Regions from separate parts of the Mus musculus genome. Here region 2 is linked to region 1. The links are chromatin contacts, found by Hi-C in ENCODE. All regions are on one chromosome and are shown on one strand. The core of a region is the stretch at or near the end of the contact, and the rest is flanking DNA. Distances in the headings are between cores, read along the strand shown.

Evidence for each region. A loop is a pair of places that touch in the nucleus more often than their neighbours do.
Region 2: a loop to region 1 is called in a map of T-helper 17 cell, with 2.2 times the contacts of the local background. The contact joins the promoter of Ssc5d here to the promoter of Syt5 in region 1. A Hi-C loop is called at or near these places in 3 of 37 maps with a recorded cell type or tissue (ES-E14, T-helper 17 cell and heart).

Annotation. Positions count from the first base shown.
Region 1 is chr7:4,545,201-4,551,073 of GRCm38, reverse strand. It overlaps Syt5 (synaptotagmin V), which reads left to right and starts at 3,533. Exons shown (of 9, transcript NM_001360422.1): 1 at 3,533-3,761; 2 at 4,739-4,841; 3 at 5,322-5,494. The coding sequence starts at 4,763. It overlaps Ptprh (protein tyrosine phosphatase, receptor type, H), which reads left to right. Exons shown (of 20, transcript NM_207270.2): 17 at 1-61; 18 at 178-338; 19 at 1,340-1,475; 20 at 1,562-2,460. The coding sequence ends at 1,726.
Region 2 is chr7:4,921,794-4,927,405 of GRCm38, reverse strand. It overlaps Ssc5d (scavenger receptor cysteine rich family, 5 domains), which reads right to left and starts at 1,585. Exons shown (of 14, transcript NM_173008.3): 1 at 1,427-1,585; 2 at 890-916; 3 at 124-432. The coding sequence starts at 1,451. It overlaps Nat14 (N-acetyltransferase 14), which reads right to left and starts at 4,820. Exons shown (of 3, transcript NM_001358881.1): 1 at 4,767-4,820; 2 at 4,077-4,198; 3 at 2,400-3,503. The coding sequence starts at 4,148. The coding sequence ends at 2,955. It overlaps Zfp628 (zinc finger protein 628), which reads right to left. Exons shown (of 3, transcript NM_170759.2): 3 at 5,403-5,612. The coding sequence ends at 5,509.

The DNA of each region.
Region 1 (5,873 bases), core at 2,284-4,783:
AATGTTGATTAGTGAGGAGGCGTCAGAAAACTGGACAGTGAGGCATCTTCAACTCTTCCATGTGAGTCCCTCTAACCCTACCAGAACCCCTCAAGGTCTCCCTGCAGTGCGTGTCCCAGAGAATTCCCTATTAGGCATAGAAACTTCTGGAGCCTCTACACCCACACCTCCTTTCAGATGAAAGAACAGCAGACTCTCTCGTTGCGCCAATTCCACTACCTGGCCTGGCCAGACCATGGAGTTCCTTACTCCCCAGACCCCCTGCTGGCTTTCCGAAAGATGCTTCGGCAATGGATGGATCAGACCACGGATGGAGGTCCACCCATTGTGCATTGCAGGTGAGGGTCACCCTGTCACTCTGTCCCTGTCCTCAGGGACTCAGTATCCATCACAGACAAGCACCCATACATAAAATTAAAAGTCAAATGACTTTTAAAAGCAACTTTGGGGCTGGACATGGTGGCATACCTGTAATCTAAGCACTTGGGAGGCAGAGGTGGGTGGGTCTTTAAGTTCTAGGCCAGCCTGGTCTTCAGACTGAGTTCCAGGACAACTGGGACTACACGGAGAAACTCAGTTTTTAAAAACCCAAACCTCTGACAGGGGTGTTACACACTCGTAGTCCCAGGACTCAGAAGGCAGAGTTAGTCAGATCTCTCTGAGTTTGAGGCCAGCCTGGTCTGCAGAGAGAGTTCCCAGAGAGCTAGGGCTACACAGAGAAACCCTGTGTGGACAAAAAAAAAAAAGAAAGAAAGAAAATGAAACAAACAAGACAGCAAAACCCCAGAACCGATTTGTTTACTGACTCTTCTTGTGAATTTCATTTCCATGTTACTAGCTGCATGGCCTGGGACATACCCTTCCTCAGCTTTCATTTCGCTATCTGTGAAGTGGGTGTGCTGATACATCTTATTTTCATACTCAGGAACACTGTAAAGATGGAGCAGAGCTCACACTAGATGACCCATGCATGCGGAACACCCCAGGCCCAGTCACTGTCTTCCTTTGCTCCCCAAACCTGGAGCAAACTGTGTCTTGCTGAGTACTGCACTCTCTGGGTGTTCCAAAACCATACAATCTCAGCACCTAGAACTCCAGACTTCTCCCCTTCCCCGCCCCAGAGGCCTGATTCCTGTCTTTTTGTTGTTGTTGTTTTGTTTTTTGTTTTTGTTTTTTGAGACAAGGTTTCTCTGTGTAGCCCTGGCTGTCCTGGAACTCACTTTGTAGACCAGGCTGGCCTCGAACTCAGAAATCTGCCTGCCTCTGCCTCCCAAGTGCTGGGACTAAAGGCGTGTGCCATCAACCGCCCAGCCTGATTCCTGTCTTGTTCCTTGCCTAGTGCTGGTGTGGGCCGGACGGGCACCCTAATTGCACTGGATGTCCTGCTGCGGCAGCTGGAGTGTGAGGGGCTGGTGGGTCCCTTCAGCTTTGTGAAGAAGATGAGAGAGAGCCGGCCACTGATGGTGCAGACAGAGGTGAGGAGCTTTCGGGGGACAATGTGGGTGTGGTGGGGGTTGAGGGCCCTTCAGGAAGCATCCCTCATTCTGTGCATCCTCCCCAGGCCCAGTATGTGTTCCTCCACCAGTGCATCTTGAAATCCCTCCAGAAGCCAGCTCCAGCCCTTGTCCCAGAGGAGGCAATGTATGAGAACGTGGCAAGCTTAGTTTATGAGAATGCATCTGCTATCATGGCCCATGAGTCTGAGTTCTCAGCTTCTGGGTGCTGAACCCAGACACAGAAATACCCAGGCCAGATCTGGACCTGTGCTGAAGCCCAGATATGTGGACCTTCAAGACAACAGGATTGAAGTCCCAGCCTCCCCAACCCCATGGGAGGAGGTCACTGGAAACGCATCTCCTGTGGTCCAAGTGCAGGAAGGGCTGGTATACTTCAACTGTGAGCCCTGTGAGTGGTGGAGCTTGAGGACAGGGTGGCTGACAGGTAGGGGTGACGGGGTGACTGACAGGTAGGGGTGACGGGGTGACTGACAGGTAGGGGTGATGGGGTGACTGACAGGTAGGGGTGACGGGGTGACTGACAGGTAGGGGTGACGGGGTGACTGACAGGTAGGGGTGACGGGGTGACTGACAGGTAGGGGTGATGGGGTGACTGACAGGTAGGGGTGACGGGGTGACTGACAGGTAGGGGTGACGGGGTGACTGACAGGTAGGGGTGACTGACAGCTAGGTTTTCTCTTCTTTGAGTGGAGATAGCTACCGCCTGGGTGTGCAGGCTCTCAAAAAAACAGGCTGGAACCTGGATTCGAAAGAAGGAATCAGGGTCTGGAATTGTACTACCTGAGCAGCAAAGGCAGGCAGGTACTTGTCCCCTTTTTACCTCAGAAACCGAATCAGTCTCCTTTACTCCGAGGCTGAAGGGAGTCCCCTGTGCTTGTGGTCTCCCTGGGCCCCGTGGCTGTACATTCTTTCCTTCTATATAATTTATTAAACTGTCCTCCCGAAGGTGGCTAACGGATTTTTGTCTCTGGAGATAACACTGGGGTAGGAGAGGGGGTTCCAAGCACCTATGGTGGGCACATTATATTCCACCACCCCCTAAAAAGTACAGGATTTGGGCTGGGAGGATAGCCCAGTTGGTAAAGTGAATGCTTTGGAAATATGGGGATCTGAGTTTGGGGCCCAGAGCCCAGGTGGAAAAATCTGGGTGTGGTGGTGGTAGGGGGCTGGCTTGTAGTGGCAGAGGTGAGGAGCCAGTGATAGGCAGATCCCTGAGGCCTGATGACTAGCCAGCCTAGCCTAATCTGTGTGTTCCAAGCCAGCGGGAGACCATCTCGCAAACCAGTATCGATAGGGATACTGAGATGGCTCAGCTGGAAAAGACCCTTCCTGTCAAGCATGGTGGCCTGGGTTCACCATCAGGACCCAGACGGTGGAAGGAGAGAGCCAGCGGCCTTCAAACTGTCCCCTGACCCCCATATGCCCACTCCCCCATACAAATGAAAAATGGCTTATAATTGCAAAAAATGTGCAATTTAATGTCTTAATAAGGTGCACAGCACTGATGGAAAACACGCTGAGTTGTCTTCTGACCTTCACACACATGCCCACATGAATGTGCACCACTGTGCACCACTATACACACCAACACACACACACACACACATACACACACACACACACACACACACACACACACACACACACACAAGAAGTATAGGTTGTGTGTTGGCTGAAGCCAGGAATTGGGTAAGGAAACACAATGTCTGAGAGCAGAGATGCTGGCGACTCTAACTTCTTGCTTTGAGAATCTGGGTAGCTAAGTCTCCAGAGAGAGGGTTTTCATAGGTTCTAAAACCGAGTGCTCTGGAATCCAGTTATTTGCATTGTAAAAAGTGTGTGTGTGTGTGTGTGTGTGTGTGTGTGTGTGTGTGTTGTGGGGGCTGGTACTCAGTGTAGATGTCCGATGACTTAGCCAGACGTCAGAACATTCTAGGGTACTAAGATCAACGTACGTGGGCGCCATGGTGGTTCTCGGGTGTGGCGGGCCGAGGGGCGGAGCAGGGCGTTCTCTCTTCTCCGGGGCAGAACACGCACGCACACATATGCACAAATACACGCGCGCGCGCGCGCGCGATCTCACACAGGGGCGCAGACATTAGCCTGGCTAGGCTCAGCCGCGCCCCCACCCTGCCAAACTGTGTGATCAGCACACAAGGGAAAGCGCCATCCACCCACGTGCTGGGGGCGGGGTCCCAGCAGCCCACAACACCTCCAGAAGGGTCCTGTCGAGACACCTAGCAGGTAGGAGCTGTTGGGACCCTCTGTCCAAGCCACATCCTCGGTCCCATTCGTGGGGGGTCTGGCGTGTGAGAGGGGTGGAGGAGGGTCGTCGACAAGGTTCAACTTTGAGCGGCAGGTTGAAGCCCTAACCAAGGAAATTGCTATGTGGAGAGGAGAGACAGGTGTGGAAACAAAGGGAGCAGGTTGGTAGTCAAAAAAAAGCAAAGAGAGACTGAGAGAGAGAGGCTAGACAACAGAGGGCAGTAGAGGCGCTGACGAGAGAAGGTTGTGGGGGACAGAAGAGGGAAGATGCCTATCTGGGGTCGAGAAAGAAGTGGGGGCCGAGCCGGTCACGAGAACAGGTGTGAAGACAGAGTCGGGGTGCGCTCAAGAGACTCATGAGCAAGAGGATGTGAAGGCCCAGCAGAGGTGCCGGGGCAGGTTCTCCACTTTACCAGAAAGAGTGGTGGTGCAAGGGGTCCCATGCGATGGGAGGAGCCACTGTAGATGCACAGATCACAGGCCGCTCTCGCTGTGCCACGGGATCCCGGACCTGGGTCCCATGGACCGGCACCGCCCGGACTTCGTTTCTGTGCGTCAGTCCCTCCCGTTGCCTTGGCAACAGGCTCGTTGCCCAGCAACCAGCACTGCTATCACCCTGCCTGGAGCCTGGCGGTCGCTCAGGGCAACAGTGGTCTGCTGGTTCCCACGCCTGCCTGCGCCCACTTCCGGTTCAAGCCCTTGGGAAGAGCAAGGAAGGGGTAGAAGAGAATGGATTGGGAAGAGAATGGGATGGGGTGGCATACAGAGGAAGTATCCCTTTGTGATGGAATTGGGTCCCCCAAAGCCTGCCACTGGCGTGAAGAGGCTGAGATTAACTCCTAGTGTGCACCAAAAATCAATGGAATTTAAGGTTCTTTGATGCGTGAGAAAACTCACTGGATGCTTTGGGTAGGAGTGGGGTGGGGTGGGGATAGAGTATTTGGGTACCTCTGCAGGAAGCACCGCAGGACCCCGACGCCATGTTCCCGGAACCCCCGACCCTGGGGTCTCCAGCGCCTAAGACACCTCCAGACTCCAGCCGCATCAGGCAGGGCGCAGGTGAGAAGACCCTGGGCTAGCCCTAGTGGACAGCCTCTCAAGATCCCCAGAGAAGGGTCTCAGTAGCAAAGACTCGGGTGGGTAGGCTGGAAAATCCCGCAGGAATCGTGGGTCGGTATCCCAGACGAGTAGACTCTGAAATAGTGAGGCAAACCAGATCACGGGTGTGGCATGGAATGGAATCAGAAGTGGATGAATGTGAACAGGCCCAGGAGTGAAAGCTAAAAGCAGTAGGGAGCGAGCAGAAATTAAAATGGGTGTAGAGACATCAGAATTATAAGAAAACAAATGTCGGCTTGGGTTAGGGCATAAATTGAGCTTTATAGGTGAGATTGGTTAGAAGGAAAATTGGGATTAAAATATAATGGAGTTGGGTGTAGGGAAAACCAGGCTAGAATCAAACTGCTGGATGGAATCAAGCGTGAGTTAGCCAGCCACCTTCCCAGTGCTTCGAATCATGTCATGTTCGTCCTTCTGCAGTGCCTGCCTGGGTCCTGGCTACCATCGTGCTGGGCTCGGGCCTCCTGGTCTTCAGCAGTTGTTTCTGTCTCTACCGGAAGCGCTGTCGGAGACGGATGGGCAAAAAGAGTCAGGCCCAAGCCCAAGTCCATCTTCAGGAAGTGAAGGAGCTGGGCCGGAGTTACATAGATAAGGTGTGACACAGCTGAGCCTCTCAATCCTTCCCTTTGTACACCCCTGCACCTTTGAATGTCCTAGCTACTATCTTCTGTCCTTGGCCCCTTCACTTTTTTTTTTTTTTTTTTTTTTTTGGTTTTTTCCAGAAAGGGTTTCTCTGTATAATTCTGGCTGTCCTGGAGCTTACTCTGTAGACCAAGCTGGCCTTGAACTCAGGCCTCTGCCTCCCACGTGCTAGGATTAAAGGCATGCGCCACCACCGCCCGGGTTTTTGTTGTTGTTGTTGTTTTTTTTTTTTTCTTTTTGCCCCTTCACTTCTTAATCCCACTTTATCCACTGGACTCGGGATCAGAGCTAGCAACTATCCACAAGAACTCTCTTGCCTGAGCTGGATTT
Region 2 (5,612 bases), core at 336-2,835, 380 kb before region 1:
AGCACCTGGTCTTATGGGGATCTGGAGTTGGTTACCGCTTAGCTTCTAGACAACTCAGATCTGCAGGAACTAAGGGCAGGGTTCCTGGGGCCATAACCATAAGAGGAATTTGAATCTTTTTACCTACACAGACGACGCCTGCGTCCTCCTCATGAGAGCAGATATGGGCCTTCCAGCCCCGGTGGGGACAGATACCCAGCTGACCCTCATTGCCCCGACAGTTCAGTTCACTGAGCCATACAGGCCCAGTGCCCTCCCCGAAGAAGGCACCCCCAGGGGCTGCCAGCGCCCCTCCGCAGCCTAACACACGGCAGGCCACTTCAGCATCCCGAAGGTCCCATCCGTCATCACACACGGTGCCCCAGCGCCCGCTGTGCCAGACCTCCAGGCGTCCTGCGCAGCCATGAGGACCATCAGCCAGGCGGAGTCGCTCTGAGGGATGAAGGAAAAGCTGTGACCCCACACAGGAGTACTGTTGGCTGGGGGTCTACGGTAACACCAAGGCAGGGGGACTACCTTACAAGCTACCACCAGGAAGCCAGCTACCCTGGAGGCTGGACCCTGGTCCCAGACTCCCAGGTGCAATGAGAGGAATGTCTCAGAGATGCTGGGGGCTGTGTGGAAGGACACTGTGAACCAGGGAATTCAGGCATCCCCGGTCCTTCTGCCCCACAAGGGGGTCAAATAACCTTTCCACTCCTCTCCCCATCACTGGCCTCATAACTTTGGTCCTCTCCCATAGGTCAGCGTGCAGCTAACTCTAGAGAAGACTCATTGTCCCTGTTGGATGGCAGCAATGTCTGGGGAGTGGAATTGGGGTAGCAGAGACCAGAAGGAGAGGGGGGGAGTTGGAGCGGGGTGAGGCCAAGTGTAGAATCAGGACACTTACCTATAGCCTGGATCCCCACCAGCATTGCTGCAAAGGAGGTTGGAGGGGACAGAGTGAAGGATAAATCAGAGGGGAGGGGTCCTTTCCCCAGTGCAGGCTCCCAGCCTCAGTACAGTGGGAAGCACCCATTCACAGTCAGATTCCTCACACCTCTGAGTCAGAAACCCCACTGCTGGAATGGACTTTGGGAGGAGGCTGGGATAAGTTACAGGTCCCTGGGGTGGGTGGGGCCCCAGATGCCTGACCCTTGAAAACAGGACTGGGGACCAGATTGAATGGTGGGAGTGATAGCGCTACAGAGTACATGACAGGGCAACAAAGGGCAGGTCACTTGAGCTGCTAGGCAGGACGTGCAGAAGGCTGGGTCCCTCAGGGATTAGAGGGGCCAGCCAGATGTCAGGATATCACACTGCACCAGGGACCAGAACAGGCTCCCTCAAGTATGAGCCCCTAAACTGGAGAAGCTAACTGGGTCAGAGGTAAGGGTCCAGGCCCCTAAGGTGCTTACCCCCCCCCCCAAGGAAATGGATCACTCACCAAGGAGGCAGGCCAAGCCCCTCATGTTCGCAGAGTCCAGGGGCAGGGGATGGGGTGAAAGGGGAAGGAGGGCAGGAGAGGGGAGGAGGAGGCAGCCAGGGAGGGAAGCAGCTGCTGAGGAGCCCTGGACAGCTAGGAGCAGGCTGGGCTGAAGGCTCTGCCAGGAGGGAGAGAGGCTGCAGGGATGCAGCAGGGGACAGGAGGGGGAGGGGGCTGGCCACAGCTGAGGCTGGAGGGGGGGGTGCGGGGGGCAGGCAGAAGGGAGGTGTTCAAGTGCAAACACCCACACTGGAGGGAGGCGGCCAGCCAGGCTCCAGAGGGCCACGTGCTCAGAGATGCTTATGGGGATGGCAGCTCTGGGAAGGGGCAGGCCTGGGTGTCTGGGGGACAGGGCTGAGGGCACACCCTTCTGCCTCCTCTTATTGTCCAGCCAGGCAAGTAAGTGCAGCTGGGAGTGGACAGATTTTGGGGAATCCTGCAGTAGCATGAGGGCCTGAAGCCAGATACTAGGAGGGACTTCCTAGATCAGGAAAAGAAACTGAAAAACTCCTGTCCATTTGTCACCCACTGTGGTAAATCTGGATGGGAAGCTCCCAGTGCCGATTCGAGAAAAGAGTGTCTGAACTTATTACCAGTTCCCAGAACAAAGGTATGGAGGGTAGAGAGACTGAGGGGTCAAGGCTTCGGTCTGGAGGGGGTACACACACACACACACACACACACACACACACACACACACCAGGCAGCTGTGAGGGGGAAAACTTTGGTAATGGGGAGCATGACTCAGAAGGCCTGGCAAAGACTGGCTGCCGCTGTGAGCTCACTGCTTCTCCTCTTCCCAGCGCCCCCCCCCCCCCCCCAACACACACACTTCCCTAGCAATTAATGTCAACTTCTTCGGAGAGGAGGAGCCAGACAGAAGGAGGGAGTCTGGAGAGAGCAGCTGGAAAATGCATCAGACAGGAGACAGGCACACAGAAGTTTCAGGGTTTATTAACAAACAGTGTAAAAAACCAGATGGGCTTGGAGACACTGTGCTCCTGGCCCCACCCACTCCCAGAAGATCTGTCCCCTTTGGGAGTTCCCTGTCACAGACTCTAACTTTTAGTCTCTCTCTCTCTCTCTCTCTCTCTCTCTCTCTCTCTCTCTCTCTCTCTCTCTCTCTCTCTCTCTCTTTCCTCAAATCTCCCTTCCAGACCTCAAACACAGGCAGCAGGGGCTTTGTAGACCCAGAACCCGACGTTTTTCAGTGCATACAGACTGGGGCAGTGGGGGTGAGGCAAAGGACTGGACACGGTGACCTCTAGTGGTCCCAGAAGACCAAGAAGGGATTTGTTCTACTTGAGTTTAGAGTCCTCATTGCAGCTGGCAGGCACACTGGGAATGTAAGTCCATCAACCTCGGTGCTTCACTATCAGCCCAGCAGACTAGGTAGACACTGAGGGGGGGATGTAAAGTGCCTGGCACACAGTAGGTGTTCTTTAGGTGCTGGTTCTCTGCCCATCTATCCAGTGGGCATGGTCTCTAATCACAGGTCTTTGCTGAATTCCCTAACCAGCATATAGCCCATGCAGCCCCAGCCTCCCTCTGCCTGGTAGCCACAGGCCTCCAATAACCCTGCCACCCCCCAAGCGGCTACAGCCACTGGGACCACGAGCCGGGCCCGAGGCTCCCCCATACTTCCAGCCCATGCTCGGGCTCGAGCCTCGGCAAAGGCCAGCAGCCTTCTGCCCACGCCCCTGCGACGGTGCCATCGAGAGACAGAGAGGCGGGTGACTCGGGCTCCATCCCCCACGTTGGCACCAGGGGCCAGAGCCAGGACTCCACACACATCGCCGGAGCCACGGACAGCCACCCAGGGCCCTCCCAGGCCGCCTGGTGGAGGCAGAGAGCCCCATCGGGCTCGCAAACCCAGCTTCACAGCGGCTACAGCCAGAAACACGGGCAGCAGGAGGGCCAGGGCGAAGGAGGCCAGGATGAAGCGCAGTCCGCTGCTGGCTGCAGCCAGGAGGAGAAGGGCTGGAGGTCGTGTCAGAGCGTGGAGGGCCACACGGTTTTCCGTGTCTTTTACACCAGCCTGTGGGTGGGAGTAGAGGCTCAGCCATTCATCACATAAGAACTTCCGAGGAAGGATTTCTCTTCTCAAGTGAGAAGAGAAGCCAGCGGATGGGGTGGTCCCAGTCTGGCCCATTGGGTGTTAAGGGCTGAGCGAATGAATGCGGTTTGCCCGAATGAAATGAACTGATTTAGGACCTGAGGCCCATGAGTCCGGATGGCATGCTAAGGTAACGCACCAAAGGAGACTGAACAGGATAGGCAAAGTGAAGACATGGGCTCTTCGCTGGAAGGTCTGGGGTGTGTGTGTGTCTCAGTAGCCCTCATTTTGGGACTGGTAAGTGGGGCTGAATGGAGGTCAAGAGACCTGAACACCCAGCCCCTACACCCTTTCAATTGCTTTTTTAAAAATGGCAGCTGAGGTTTAAGTAGGGAGAAGGCAGTAGAGAAAAGAGACCAATTAAAAACAGCTGAGGCGAAAATCCCCTCCCCCAGGACCCCCGGAGCTCAGGCAGGTGGGCGGGGCTGATGGAACCCACTTTGAATGGCCCTAAGAAGCTGCGCATGCTCACTGGTGCCCCTGCCGGCCTCTCACCTTCAGCATCTCCAGCACCAGGGGCTTCTCATCTTCCCTCATTTCCCGCACTGACAGGTGGTTAGGGGCCATGGTAGCCCCCAGGCAGGCCCCTCCCCAAGGGAGCTGACGTTGTACACCTGCTGAAAACAAGTAGGTTGGTGTTAGGTGGGCACCTGAGTTCTAAGAGCCCTGGGAGGGATGGGCCGCAGTGTTTCCCAGATCGCCAAGGACCCTAGAGCATTGCCAAAGAAGACTGTCACAGTGGCAGGCCAGGTGCCTCCATACCCAGTGGGGCTCTGAAAATCGTCCCGAATCGTCCCCCACTCCGGAGAAGACATTCATTGATCTGCCTGTAAACTCATCCCCTATCCAAACTCCAGCAGCCGGTCTCCTGAAGTGGTCCCACCCCACATAGCAGAAACAGGGCCCTGAAAGGCACCTCCACGGGGTTGCTCGAATCCCTTGACAGTAAGGGAGAAGGGGGGCAGGGGCAGGAGAGGGTCACCACCGGAAGTGACGTCCACGCTCCCGACTGGAGGCAAGACCGGCACCTTAGCAACTGTTGCCAAGCTTCCCCCACTATGGGGCAGGGGTTGGGAGTAATGGAGGAAACTGCGAGGACGAGGGAAGAGCTGTGACCTGCTGGAGGCCAGTGGGAGAACCTTGGAGAAGGGGGGATGGGAGTGGGGGACAGAGAGGGTTTCTTACCCGGCCTGCCTGGGAGGATTAGCACAGCTCCTTTCTTGCTGGTCCTTCGTTGCTAAGCGACCTGAGCATCAGGAAGAGGAGGCGTTGCTTGTGAACCTAATCTCATTGGCGCTTGGGTCTTTGAGGGAAGGGATGAGGGGTAGCATCAAGCATCCCCATCAGCTGAGACCTTATTCTCAACCCGGAGGCACCTGGGGTATCGTTTGAATTAATAATATTCCTCTACCTACCTTTCAGGTGAGGTAAGGGTGGTTTATAGGAAAGAAGTGGAAAATCCAGAAATTGATCCCTAACCCTCCCTGCTATAAGTACAACTACAGACGAATACATACAAAGGTTGGGAAAGGACCAGAGAAATAGCTCAGGGAGTAAGAGAGCTTGCCAAAAGGAAACCCACATGACTGACTCCCACTGTCTCTCTGTCCTCTGCAAGTGTACCCGCCCTCCCACCCCCAGCACAGTAAAAGCCTTAACAGTTTAAAGGATGGGGGAGCTGGACCCCACCCCGGAGAAGCATTTAGCCCTCCAAGTACAAAGCAAGTCACCTCAGATCCGGGAAGCAAGAATGAAGACTTCCAGGTCTGAAGCAGGGGCTATGCCCATGACTATACCTCCCCCATGAAAACAAAACCAGGAAGAGATTCTGGGTCTTTATTAGCAAGTCCAGCCAGCAGCCCCCCTGACTCTGGGGCTGACCCCAGCCCAGCTGAGGAGAACAGTTAATTGCGGGGAGGGGGTCTCTTCAAAACGTGTGTACCAGTTGGACTGCAGGAAGAGTCTGCACAATCTGGATGGAGGGCAAGTTCTGGGGAGCCATGACCCCTGGTCCAGCCACTGCGGGGACCA